Regions from separate parts of the Homo sapiens genome. Here region 2 is linked to region 1. The links are chromatin contacts, found by Hi-C or POLR2A ChIA-PET in ENCODE. All regions are on one chromosome and are shown on one strand. The core of a region is the stretch at or near the end of the contact, and the rest is flanking DNA. Distances in the headings are between cores, read along the strand shown. Region 1 overlaps HPS4 (HPS4 biogenesis of lysosomal organelles complex 3 subunit 2). Region 2 overlaps TPST2 (tyrosylprotein sulfotransferase 2).

What was found. A loop is a pair of places that touch in the nucleus more often than their neighbours do. ChIA-PET counts read pairs that join two places held with the same protein, here RNA polymerase II (POLR2A).
Region 2: a loop to region 1 is called in a map of breast epithelium, with 6 times the contacts of the local background. The contact joins two enhancer-like sites. A Hi-C loop is called at or near these places in 1 of 168 maps with a recorded cell type or tissue (breast epithelium). POLR2A ChIA-PET finds 5 or more read pairs at or near these places in 3 of 52 experiments (H1, HEK293 and activated T-cell).

The regions. Positions count from the first base shown.
Region 1 is chr22:26,458,841-26,464,938 of GRCh38, forward strand. It overlaps HPS4 (HPS4 biogenesis of lysosomal organelles complex 3 subunit 2), which reads right to left. Exons shown (of 14, transcript NM_022081.6): 11 at 5,077-5,986. Among named protein-coding and RNA genes, the nearest start is that of HPS4, 22 kb to the right of the region's middle. Within about 2 kb of position 4,496, at least 2 of the 41 ENCODE cell types and tissues checked have a DNase peak (open chromatin) inside an H3K27ac peak, as active enhancers do.
Region 2 is chr22:26,541,796-26,547,938 of GRCh38, forward strand. TPST2 (tyrosylprotein sulfotransferase 2) reads right to left here. Exons shown (of 7, transcript NM_003595.5): 2 at 2,809-2,880. Among named protein-coding and RNA genes, the nearest start is that of MIR548J, 10 kb to the right of the region's middle. RefSeq lists an enhancer at 1-51. Within about 2 kb of position 4,641, at least 8 of the 41 ENCODE cell types and tissues checked have a DNase peak (open chromatin) inside an H3K27ac peak, as active enhancers do.

The DNA.
Region 1 (6,098 bases), core at 3,246-5,745:
ATTCATGGAGTATCTTACTGCCTACTTGATCCAGCAAAATGGACTCTCACCAACATTTTTCTTTCACCCTTATGTTCTAATGTTTTTAAAAATAATGATTATATTGTAGGAGATTTAGAAAAGAGATGAGCAAAAAAATAACAAGAAAACAACCCATCATTTCACCATCCAGTAATAGCCACTGTCACCACTGTGGTGTATCTTATTTTAACCATGGCTTTCCTACCCAGGCTGCATGATTTCACAATACAAACAGCCTGGGACCATCCCGCATTGTTTCTCACTGGCCCTGGGTACAGAAGTCCCTCACTGGATGTAACACGGTAACTTCTCTCTGCTACACCTAGCACGGTCCTGGCTTTCTTGGAAGGACTGAGTGTCAGTCAAACAGCTTTCTGCACTTGATGGTTCAGAAGAGGAATACAGTTGAGGACGACTGTCAAGGAGATGGGTTCAAGTACCTGTATTTTTACAAACCTCCAAGGAGATAAAGTTTAAGTACAATTGAAAAGACTGGACTAAACTGTTTTGTGTAACTCTTTTTCTGTAAAATAAAAATGAGATCAAATCATAAATAATGACTGATAGTTTTTTAACCTAACAACACAGCATGAACTGCTTTTCTCGTCTTTAAATATTCTATCATATAATTCTTTAATGGCTGTGCAGTGTTCCTCAAGCTCCACTGAGGGCTTGACTCAGTAGGCCAGGCCTGTCATAATAGGCTTGGTCTGAAATGGGGTTTCCTGGGCCTGCTTCAGCCACAAGAAAGAAGGTCACTGTCCCCAAACATTTGCAGTTCCCAGGTAAAAAACATCCCAAGTTCAGCCTCTTTTTAGTCAAATGACCAGGAGCAAGTTACCAAGTTTTCTGTGCCTCATTTTTCTAGTCAACTGCAAAATGGGAACAGTACGGGACTATTGAGTGACTTAAATGAAATGACACATCCAAAAGTCCTTTGTAAACTCTAAAGTGCTATCCTGAGGCAGAGTCTTTTTATAAAGTCAAGGAAATGAAAATAATCATATAAAAGAAATGGTGTCTCTTTAGAGATCACAGATAATTTGTGGACTATTTTTCAACAGCTATGTAAGAAAAATAAGTGCATATAAAAAGTACAGAGATGCAAACAGAATGCTTCTGAAGTAAATGTCATGAAGCTTACATGTTATTTTGGGAGTATATTGGTGTTAAATCAGTTTTCCTGTATGAAAGTCTCAGAAATGATATTTCAAGTCAATAGGTGTGACATACAAAGTTATTTTCTATGCGCTCAGTTTTGTATCCTCAATGCTTAGTAGAGTGTCTGACTCCTAGTAGGTGCTCAATAAATGAATCCACTAAATGAATGAATAAATGAACACATCCAATGCCAAGCACTGCCAATTTATGAGCTATTTGGTTTAAACCAAGGTTGCAGAGCTATGTAAAAAGATATGTGCTCAGGAAAGACAATCATAATATCTCATGTTCAGATCACTGAGAGAGCCTGACCAACACTGCGTTTAACACTGAGCCTCTTATTTGAACAGATGTGTGTGTGTGCATGTGCCGACACGCACACGGGCACACATAAGCATTCACCTGATGAAGTCAAACCACAGCCTCACTGAAAGTTTTTGGACCTCAAGAACGTGCTAACAGTCATCCCTTCCATGCTGAGCTGGTGTCCAGAGGAAGAAACAATAAGAACAGAGAGTGAGCCATGCCAAAAACTGTTTCCCCACAGGCACGGAGCTTTGCTTCCAAAATCTTCTGCCTAACTTGCACTCAAGATAGGATCACTTAACCATAAAAACACAGTTAATCACAAGATGCTATGTCAGATGACATGTGGATAATTTTTACTGATAACCAAGTGCTTTCATACATACCAGGGGTCAGCAAACTCTAGCCTATAAACTAAATCCAGCCTGTTGCCTATCTTTGTACAGTCTGAGACCTAAGAATGGTTTTTATATTTTTTTACTTGGTTGGGGAAAAAAGTCAAAAGAATAATATTGTAACATGTGCAAATTATATGAAGTTCCAATTCCATGTCCATAAATAATTACTGGAATACAGTCATACCATTTATATACTGTCTATGGCTGTTTTTGTACTGCAACAGCAGAGCTGAAAAGCTGTGCAAAGCTGAAAATATTTGCTTTCTGGTCCTTTACATAAAATGTTTGCCAGCCACCGATATATACTGCTACATAATGTGATCCTCACAACAGCCCTAGGCAACACAGAGCTGAGGCTAATTCCCGGGTCCTCTGACTTCTAGTGCACACGAAAGCAAGTGGCACAAATGTCAGTGTGTGACACAGCGTGCAGCAGGAGCAATGCATGGAACACACATTCACTTAGAGATACCGGTTTCCCAGTTGGGGGAAGGTGTTTTTTCATAAAATGTTTTATGGCAACACTCTCACACTAACTTCAAGCCTCATGTACTGTACACAGAAGCTCCATGTCCTATTGTAGTGATAAATAATTAATCTGATCACTGTGTTTGAAGGTCAAGGAGATTATCTTGGGGTCTGAGTAATGGACTATCAGCGGCTCTATGCTGCCCCCTGGTGTGAGCCTATTCCACTCCCTCTGAGGGAATTCCAGCCCCAATCCCAACCCTCCTGGCTGCTCCACCCAGGGCTCCTTTCACCAATCCCAACCCCTGCTGCCCCTCACCCTACCCCTACTCCCTGTGGAAGCTGATCCACCCAAAGACAAGACAGCCAAATGACACAAGGGCAGCTTGGCAGTATGTAACATCATTAAGGAGCCCTTGCAAAAGGGGTGTGCTCACCGTAACTGGGGGTATTTGGTTTTTCTAGACAGTAGCAGAGGGGCTGCAGGGAAATCAGATAAAGTATTTTCAAGGCTAGTCTGGGACAAAAAGGCAATCAAACACCTCTTCCTGATTATAAAACAGAAATCCTTTGGGTCTGATTAACAAACCCACTCTCAAACCAGTGGGCTGATCAAAGTTAGTCACTCCATACTAGAAAAGATTAGCTTTTCAGGGATGGGTGCAATCATGCCTGTAATCCCAGCACTTTGGGAGGCCGAGGCGGGCAGATTACCTGAGGTCAGGAGTTCGAGACCAGCCTGACCAACATGGAGAAACCCCGTCTCTACTAAAAATACAAAATTAGCCGGGCCTGGTGGCACATGCCTGTAATCCCAGCTACTCAGGAGGTTGAGGTAGGAGAACCGCTTGAACCGGGGAGGCGGAGGTTGCAGTGAGCTCAGATCACACCATTGTACTCCAGCCTGGGCAACAAGAGCGGAACTCCATCTCAAAAAAAAAAAAAAAAAAGAAGAAAAGATTAGCTTTTTCTCTTCCATAAAACTGCAGTCTATTTCCCGGGGCCTAGCCAGCATCAAACCCTGCTTTCCACAGAAGCCCATGGAGGCTGATGTCGTAACAGCATGGATAGACCTTGACAAACCAGGGGATATGGCCATAGAGCACGAGCCACAGAAGGCAGGACACTGACCCCCTTTCTTCAGCTTCCCAGCTATCACTGCAAGGGCAGGGCAGTGGGGGGACAGAGAGGCTGGGGTGGGGAACCAGAAACAAGCAAGAATTCTGGACCTGCCACTTGCAGGAAGTCTTTTCATCTCAATGAGGCTGTTTTCTTACTGGTAAAATGGGAGTTACAATGCCTCCTTCCCAGAACTGTTCTAAGGCTTGGCTAAAACGAGAGATGCGAAGTATTTCACATATAGTTGGTGCAGAATACATCTCAAAGAGCAGCCTGGGCTATTTTTTCCTTTTTGTGGGGGAAGGTAAAAAGAGAGGTATTATATCCACTTTATTGCATTCAAACACTGGGCCCTTCAAAATGACACTTCCAAGGCTCGACACTGTGCAGAACAGACCATGAAAACCAAGGCATTGGCAGGGAGATGAGGCATTTAACACTGCAGCCACAACTCCCCGCACTGCTATAAGAAGGAGATGGATAGTCACTCCTAGCTATGGTGAATGGGGATACAGGAAGCAAATGAGCCATAACTCAGTGATCCAGCGTCTGTGGAAAGGGCACAGAGAAGCCTGACAGCTCCAGAGAGCATTCTCTTGCTAGGAGCTCTGTGCAAGGAAGCTGCTGTGCAGTCTTATCTCTTCTTCTGTATTTCAAGGTGACTAGCTCATTTATGGAGGGTCACAAGCCCTGCATGATAGTAAGATCAGCTTAGAATAATACACATTTAAGAATAAAAACAAGGAAAGCCCCAAGACACCATTTGCCCTGCAGCAATTTCAACCTGCTGTTCTTACTGCTACCACTTTCCCTGCCTACTAAAGCAAGGCTGTTACTATAGCAACGAATCTCCAGCGTGGGCCCCAGGGAAGGTCAGTTTACCACTCTAAGCCTCTAAGCGGGGAAGGGGCTGCAATAGTTTAAGAGCCCTCCAGAGCCAGGCAGGATTTCAGACATCCCAGCCTTCTAGGAAGGAGCTTCAGATCAGGTACGATGCTGGGGCTATGGAGGGAAACACTGGGTTTCTAGGGAACTCCCAACCCAGGCTGTGACACACTGCGGAGGAGTTTCCAGCTGACACAGAACCTAGAGCTGTCCAGGCTAGGAAATGAGGCCATGAGCAGGGGCGGCACAACACATGCACGTACGTGTGCAGTCTCTGCCTGCATTATCTCACTGCATCTGGAACAGGAAGGTCTACCACCATCCCTACGTGACTGAGGAGTTAGCCAAGGCTCAAGGGGACAAAGGTCTGTGGGCAAGTTCACACAGCTAGAGGACAAGGGCCAGGATTCCATCTCAGGCCTTCCCTTTCTCCAAGGCCTGCGCTCTGCAAAACTAGAAACAGCGGAAGAAGAGAACCAACACTTGTTGGATGCCAATGCACCACCAGTGCTATGCGCTTGACTCACTCTTACCCCCCACAAAAACCCACAGAGGCAGGTAATACCTCCATCGTCTAAACAAGAACGTCTTGCCCAGGGTCACACAACTGAGGGCTGAGCCTTTATCTCTTCCCTGGGTGTTGGCACAGTGCTGTGAGGGAAGCACAGGAGATCGGCAGAGGCCGCAGAGGGGCAGGAGAAGGTCTGAGGACACTCACCACTTCCTCTATGGCTGCGCTGTCTCCCAGCAGCGGCTCCTCAGCCAGCAGGGACAGCACCAGCCCTTTGACGCAGTGAGTGTAGAGATTCATCCTCACGAGCCCCATGCAGGACTCTGCTGGTGTCAGCCTGGAGCTGATTCCATCTGCAGAGGGGCCAGCACCCTGACAGTTTGCTGAGCCTGAACTGCATTCCAGACCAGGGGCTGCGTGGCTTTCACAGACCCCATCAACATCCTCATCCAGGCCTTGTTCCCCCGTGGGAAGCTTGTTTCCTCTCTGTCCTGGATCTAAGCGAGGCAATAACAAGGGCCTGCGGGTCCTTCTGGGGAGAGGGTCTGCTCTGGGAATGGGGGCTTGGCTGCTATGGCCAGGATGGTCTTCGAGCTGCTCTTGGGCTCCATGCTGGGTCAGCATCTCAGGAGCAGAGGGAGGGCGCAAGCTGCTGATGGCTGTGTCCTCAGGAGGCGTGGGTTCCAGGCTGCTGGAGGCGCTGAGAGATGCCTTGCAGTAAGGAGCCCTGCCATCTGGAACAGGCACATGTAGGAAGGCAAAATGACCTGAGGCCATTTCCACTTCCTGAGCCTCTGGAATGTGGATTTCAGACAAGTCGAGTTCTTCTTGGAGAAAGACTAGTTCCTTCCCCAGGGAGGAGCTGAGGCCAAGAACCTCACCCCTGGCAGAGTTGTGCAGTCCTGCGGGCCTGATGCTCTCCAGATCATGGCCAGACAAGCATCCGTTCTCCTTCCTGCCATCTGGACAAGCTTCGTCAGGGGATGTGGGATCTGGGGTGGTCCAGGCCATGGATTCCACATGGCCAGTGGCGTTTTCTTTCAGGGCAGATGTGCTCCCACCCTTTGGATGGTGCTGGGCTGAACCATCCTGGAGTCCTGCTGGAGATGCTAGAGACCTGGCAAACAAGAGAGATGTAAGGAAGGGGCACGTTGACAGACTGCAGGGCAAGTGCCCTTCCACAGTGAAGACTAAAGCACAGGCATCAAGGACAAGGGGGTGCCTGAGGC
Region 2 (6,143 bases), core at 3,391-5,890, 83 kb after region 1:
CTGCAAACAAGAGGCTGCTGACATGAATGCAGAGGGCACCTTTCATAAGCACTAGCTGTGTGCCTGGCACCCTGCTGGGCACTTTTTTCAATTTTTTTTGTTTTTTTAAAGAGATGGGGTCTCACCATGTTTCCCAGGCTGCTCTTGAACTCGTGGGCCTGGGTGATCCTCCTACCTGTCTCCCAAAGTGATGGGATTACAGGCATGAGCCACCCGGTCCAGCGGATCATGAGGTCAGGAGATCGAGACCATCCTGGCTAACACGGTGATATCCCATCTCTACTAAAATACAAAAAATTAGCTGGGCATGGTGGCGGGCGCCTGTAGTCCCAGCTACTCGGGAGGCTGCGGCAGGAGAATGGCGTGAACCTGGGAGGCAGAGCTTGCAGTGAGCCTAGACTGCGCCACTGCACTCCAGCGTGGGCGACAGAGCGAGACTCCGTCTAAAAAAAAAAAAAAAAAAGGCTGGAGTGCATTGAGTGGTGAGAGATCATAGCTCACTGCGGCCTCGGACTCCTGGGCTCAAGCAATCCTCTGCCTCAGCCTCCCAAGTACCTGGGACTACAGGCACACACCACCGCACCTGGCTAATTTTTAGAAACAGGGTCTCGCTTCAAGTGATCCTCCCGCCTCAGCCTCCCAAAATGATGGGATTACAGGCATGAGTTACCCCATCTGGCCCAAGAATATTAGTGATTTCTATCATAATCATTGGTTATTTACTTATTCCAACATTTAATGAGCACCTGCTATGTGCTGGGAGCCTCAGCCTCCAAAGTCTACTCTTACCATGGACCTGTGCCTGAGAGAGATTGATGGGTTCTACCTGCGTAGGTGAGGGAAGGCCTCCTGCAGGAGGTAGCCTTCATGCAGAATTTTCAGTGGTGGGTAGGAAACAGGCAGGTGGAGAAGGGAAACAAGGATGTTACCAGCAAAGGGAATAGCCAGCGCAGAGCCACAGGCAGGAAAGGATGCAGCACGACTGGGGAACTGCAAGTGACTTAGTGAACGGAGGGTTTGGTGGAAGCCAGTGGGAAGACAGCATGCCTCTTTGGATGTGAGGTTCCACCCAAAACCACCCAAGGGCCCAGTCTGCAGCTGGGCCTATCCACCTGCAAGGGCTTGGGCTGCCTGGGCCTTCTTAGGCTATAGCAAGTGGAAAATAAACATCAAAGCGGAGGGAACACAGTCTCAGGCCTGGGGTGGAAACTGCTAAGAGGCTAGGACTTCCTGGCCATGTGGCTTGGGAGAGTCACTTCCCTCATCTTAGCCACAGTCTCTTCAGCTGCAAAATCAGGGTGGATCCACTGACCTCAGAGGCTGCTGTGAAAATATGAGAAGCAGCTGACAAACCAGAGATGGATCTCAGGCTGGGGTCACCGGCCTCTCTGTGCATTGGATAATTTCCCTCTCTTCAGAAAAACGTGCTGATGAAGTTCTGCTGAAGAGGTTGGGGCTTCATTTGTACCCTCGATTCAGGGTCTGTGATGGAGAAAGCTAATTCAGAGCTACTTCCTGCGGGGAGGCAGGCTGAACAGGACATGAAGCCATTCCGAAATCCCTGCAACGACCCTTTGTCTTCATCAGGTGCTCAGTGAAATTCTCCCCTGAGACCTGTGACCAGAATCCTGTCAGTTATTAGGATTTCAGTGACAGCATCCCCACCTTGGCTGATTTTTTTGTGTGTTTTTAGTAGAGATGGGGTTTCACCATGTTAGCCAGGCTGGTCTCGAACTCCTGACCTAAGGTGATCTGCCCGCCTCAGCCTCCCAAAGTGCTGGGATTACAGGTGTGAGCCACCGCACCCGGCCAGCTTCAGCATTTTATGTTCAGCAAAGGTGTTCGAAATTATGGAGCATAAACTCTGCTAAAGCATTTTCCCTGCAGTATCTAAGCTCAAAGAGATGAAGCAGCTTGCCCAAGGTTGCATGGCCAGGGCAGGAATCCTGGATCAGACCAGGCCAAGGCTGAAGAAAACAGCTCAAAGCAGGCAAGTCAGAAGTGAGCAGAAGACAGCAATGACCTGCACGATGGCTTAAGAAGAAAAAGCAGGGTGACTTGGGACACAGAAAGCAGCCTGGAACCCACAAAGCAGAAAGTAGCTTCCTGGTTACCCAGAGCTAGGGACCCCACTGTGGAAGGAGCTAGAGGGCCCAGCCCAGGGAACTAGGCCTGCCCAACACCCTCATCACCCTGCTGGACCCTGGCAAGGGAGGTATCCTGGCATCCTCGCAGTGAGGATGATAGGTGAGGGCTTCTAACTTGGAGTACTACACTCCAAGGTTCAAATCTCACTTCTGCTGCCACTTGCCAGCTGGTGATCTGGACAAAAGGTATCACTTCTCTGAGCTTCTACTTTCTTCTCCAAAAAAGGAATAATAATACCCTTTTCTCAAGGAAGCTATTCAGAAGGCCAAGGAACTCCTGTGGGGTACTGAGAAAGCATACCTAAAACACTAACATTAGGAGAACGGGACACAACAGCGTTTGGGTTCTGGCTTGAATCTGCTCCGTGACACTGGGCAAGTCCCCCGCCCACTTTGGGACTCAGCCTTCTCTCTCCTATCACCTGGAGAATCGTCTTCCTAATAGACAAGGAAGATGCTCATCTCTCTATGATGCTTGCTGGGATGCAGCTTTTTCTAGTACCAGATTTCCAACCTGCTGGCTGAACAGAAAGGTGAAAACCAGCCAGGGGAGTTTGCCCAGGCACCCAATCATGGAGGCTGGGGGCATGGAGGGGACTTTTGGAGGGCGGTCTCAGGAGGGGCCAGGACTCCAGGGGAAGTTCCTTCTAGGTGCACTTACCTCCCTTGGGCACTCTCATCTCTGGGCTCCAGCCCTTGTGCCTGTGTGCCAAGGCTGTCTGCTGGCAGAGCCCTGGAGAGGCAAAGGAGATATTGCATCAGGGATGGGCACTGTGGAGAGGGGCCAAGCCTTCAAAGAGGCAGAGTGAGGGTTTAGGCTCCCAAGAGCACTGGACAGTGACATTTGGGAGAAGGACTCTGGAATGCAGGGGAGGCTGCTTCAGCTCAAGATACCACAGCTGGAGTCTCAACTTATCTACTCCTACAGGGAATGAACTGGCTCACTTCTTAGGCAGAGAGGTGTGAGCTGAAGTCTGAGCTAAGGCGCCGCTGCCTTAGGGAGCCCCTGGTTTATGCCAACCAGGCCTCTCCCCTCCTCTTGGCCTAGGGACCTTGGACTCCAGGAAAAGTAAATATAACAATAAGCAACAACAACCACCACTACACACCACTATTGCCACCTGAGATGGCTGGGTATGGTTGATCAGGTTGTGGACTGCACAATTCCAAATGGTACCACAGGCCCAGCCTACAAGGAATATGCTGCTTCCTGGAATTGAACACAACATCCTACTGTCACCACCTAACACTGACCAAATGCTGACCACGCAAATACCTGTGTCATTTAAACCCCAATAAAAGGAAAGTGTGATGATCCCAATTTTACAGATGAGAAAGCATGACACCAAGAGGAAGAGCAACTTACCCAAGGAATGGATGGAAAGAGTTTCACCATCCAGATCTGTAAGACCTTCCTAACACTTAATCTCCCATGGTTACAGGAACGAGGCTGTGTCCACGATGAGTCCTGGCATGTAGCCAGAACCAGGCCAAAGTGGAATCAAGGGGATCCTTATAGCTTTAGGGCAGGGAGTATATATCTCCCAGTGCTGTGTCCTTACCATTTAGGGTAGGGAAGATTTTTAGTCCAATTCAAACCTTCCCCCATTTTACAGATGGGACAACTGAGGCCCACAAGGAAAAATCATTTTACAGACTCACATACTGAGTCTGAAGCTAAACCTCCCACCTGTCAGTCCTGTTTCAGGAGGTGGGTAGTTTGGAATGCAGCTCTGGAGTTGGCCAACTCCTTGAGTATACATATCACTCCTCTCAGACTTTTCCTATTCTGTAAACAGGAGATTTTAACCAGGGTAACAACACTTTAAAATGTCAGCTTTTTAAATCTCAGCCAGGCCTGGGGTGGTGGCTCACGCCTGTGATCCCAGCACTTTGGGAGGCAGAGGCAGGAGGATCACTTGAGCCCAGGAGTTAGAGACCAGCCTGGGCAATATGGGGAGACCCAGTCTCTACAAAAAATAAAAAGTTATCCAGGTGATGGTACCTGCCTATAGTCCCGGCTACTTGGGAGGCTTAGATGGGAGGATTGCTGAAGCCCAGGAGGTCGAGGCTGCAGCGAGCTGTGATTGCATCACTGCACTACAGTCTGGGCAACAGAGCAAGACCACGTCTCAAAAAAAAAAAAAAAGAAAAAAAAAACTCAGCTTTTATTATTTGTGCCATGATGGCAATAAACCGGCTGCAGGGTGTTGACTGCATTTCTTGGTCCTCCATTCCTTCCTATTCACTCACTCCTTTTCTCCATACCATTTTCCTATTCCTGAAATATCAGGCCAATTAGGACATCTAAACCCAGATGGAAAAGGGAACCAAGGTGTAACCACAGCAACTAGACCCCCCCACAGCAGGCCACCCCCAAACTATAGATACTCAAGCCCCGGCACTCCTGGGACATGGGCGGTCAATGATGTGAGGCCTGCTCTCTTGGAATAAACAAAACCAATTAGGAACCAGGCACTTGAAGCTCTTCCAGAGGCAGGATGGCTCGCCCAGCTGCCCTCAGACAGCTCTTGAAATGCCAGCGAGCCCAAGAGGCCTGCCAGCCAGGCAGCTCCCATGGCCCACGAGCCCAGCCATCCCCCTCCAGGGAACACAGGCCCTTTCAGAGCAATGGAACAGGGCTGTCAGGGCTGTCAGTCATTTGGAGCTGTGCATCCAACATGCAGCTACCAGCCACATGTAACTATTTGAACTCACCTTATGCAACATTAAATACAATTAAGAATCCAGCTTCTCATTTGCACTAGCCACACTGCAAGTGCCCAGAAGCCACATGTGACCAGTGGCTACTGTACTGGACAGTGCACATTTAGGATGGGGTAGGCCAATGATGGCCCAATCCAACCCAGGGCCTGTTTTCAAATCACTCTTGAACTAAGAATGATTTGTAAATTTTATCAAGGGAAGAGGGTGAAGGGAAGAGGAAGAGGAGAGAGAGGAGGAGGAGCAATGGCAATAGAAACCACATGAACACCACAAAATTGGAAACATTTACTATCTGGACATTTATAGAAATTTGCTGACCTCTGCACTAGAACATTCCCATCACTGCAGAGTGTTCTGCTGGGCAGTGCTGATTAGAGGGCAAATGAGAGGGAGAGGTAGGAGTCAAAGAGCTCTCCTTTTTTTCTTTTTTTGTTGAGATGGGGTCTCACTCTGTCCAGCCCAGGCTGGAGTGCAGTGGCATGATCTTCGTTCACTGCAGCCTTGACTTCCTCGAGCTCAAGCGATCCTCCCAGATCCTCCCATCTCAGCCTCCCAGGTATCCAGGACTACAGGTGCATGCCACCATGCCTGGCTAATATTTGTATTTTTGTGTAGAGATGGAGTCCCGCTATGTTGCCCAGGCTGGTCTCAAACTCCTGGACTCAAGCAATACTCTTGCCTGTGCCTCCCAAAGTGCTGGGATTTCAGGTGTGGGCCACTTCACCCAGCCCCTCCTTTTCTTGTAGGAGGAATATATTAAATACACAGCACCCCTGTGTATTTAACACCAAAGCAAGGGCTTTCCATGCCCTACCTGGTTTCATACTCACATCAGCCCAGTCAGGCAGGTGGTGGCATGTTCTCCATTTTAAGCTAAGAAAGGCCCACGTGGGTGCAGGGTGAGCACGACTCTACCACACAGCAAAATCGCCAACAAATAGAAACCACACTTAAGAAAAAAGACAAGAAGGAAATATGACTCAACTGCTACCAGTTAACCAAGCAGGGGGTGGTGCACGCCTGTAGTCCCAGCTACTCGGGAGGCCGAGGTTGGGGGATTGCTTGAGCCCAGGAGATCAAGGCTGCAGTGAACTATGATCGAGCCACTGTACTCCAGCTTGGATGACAGAATGAGACTGCCTCAAAACAAAGAAACAAAAAACATTGCTACCAGGGGTGGTACTCGGGTGGTAGGTGATATTTTTCTCCTAAAAACATAACTTGATGGTGTCATCTTATTGTCTTTCCATATGATAAAATAATAAAGTG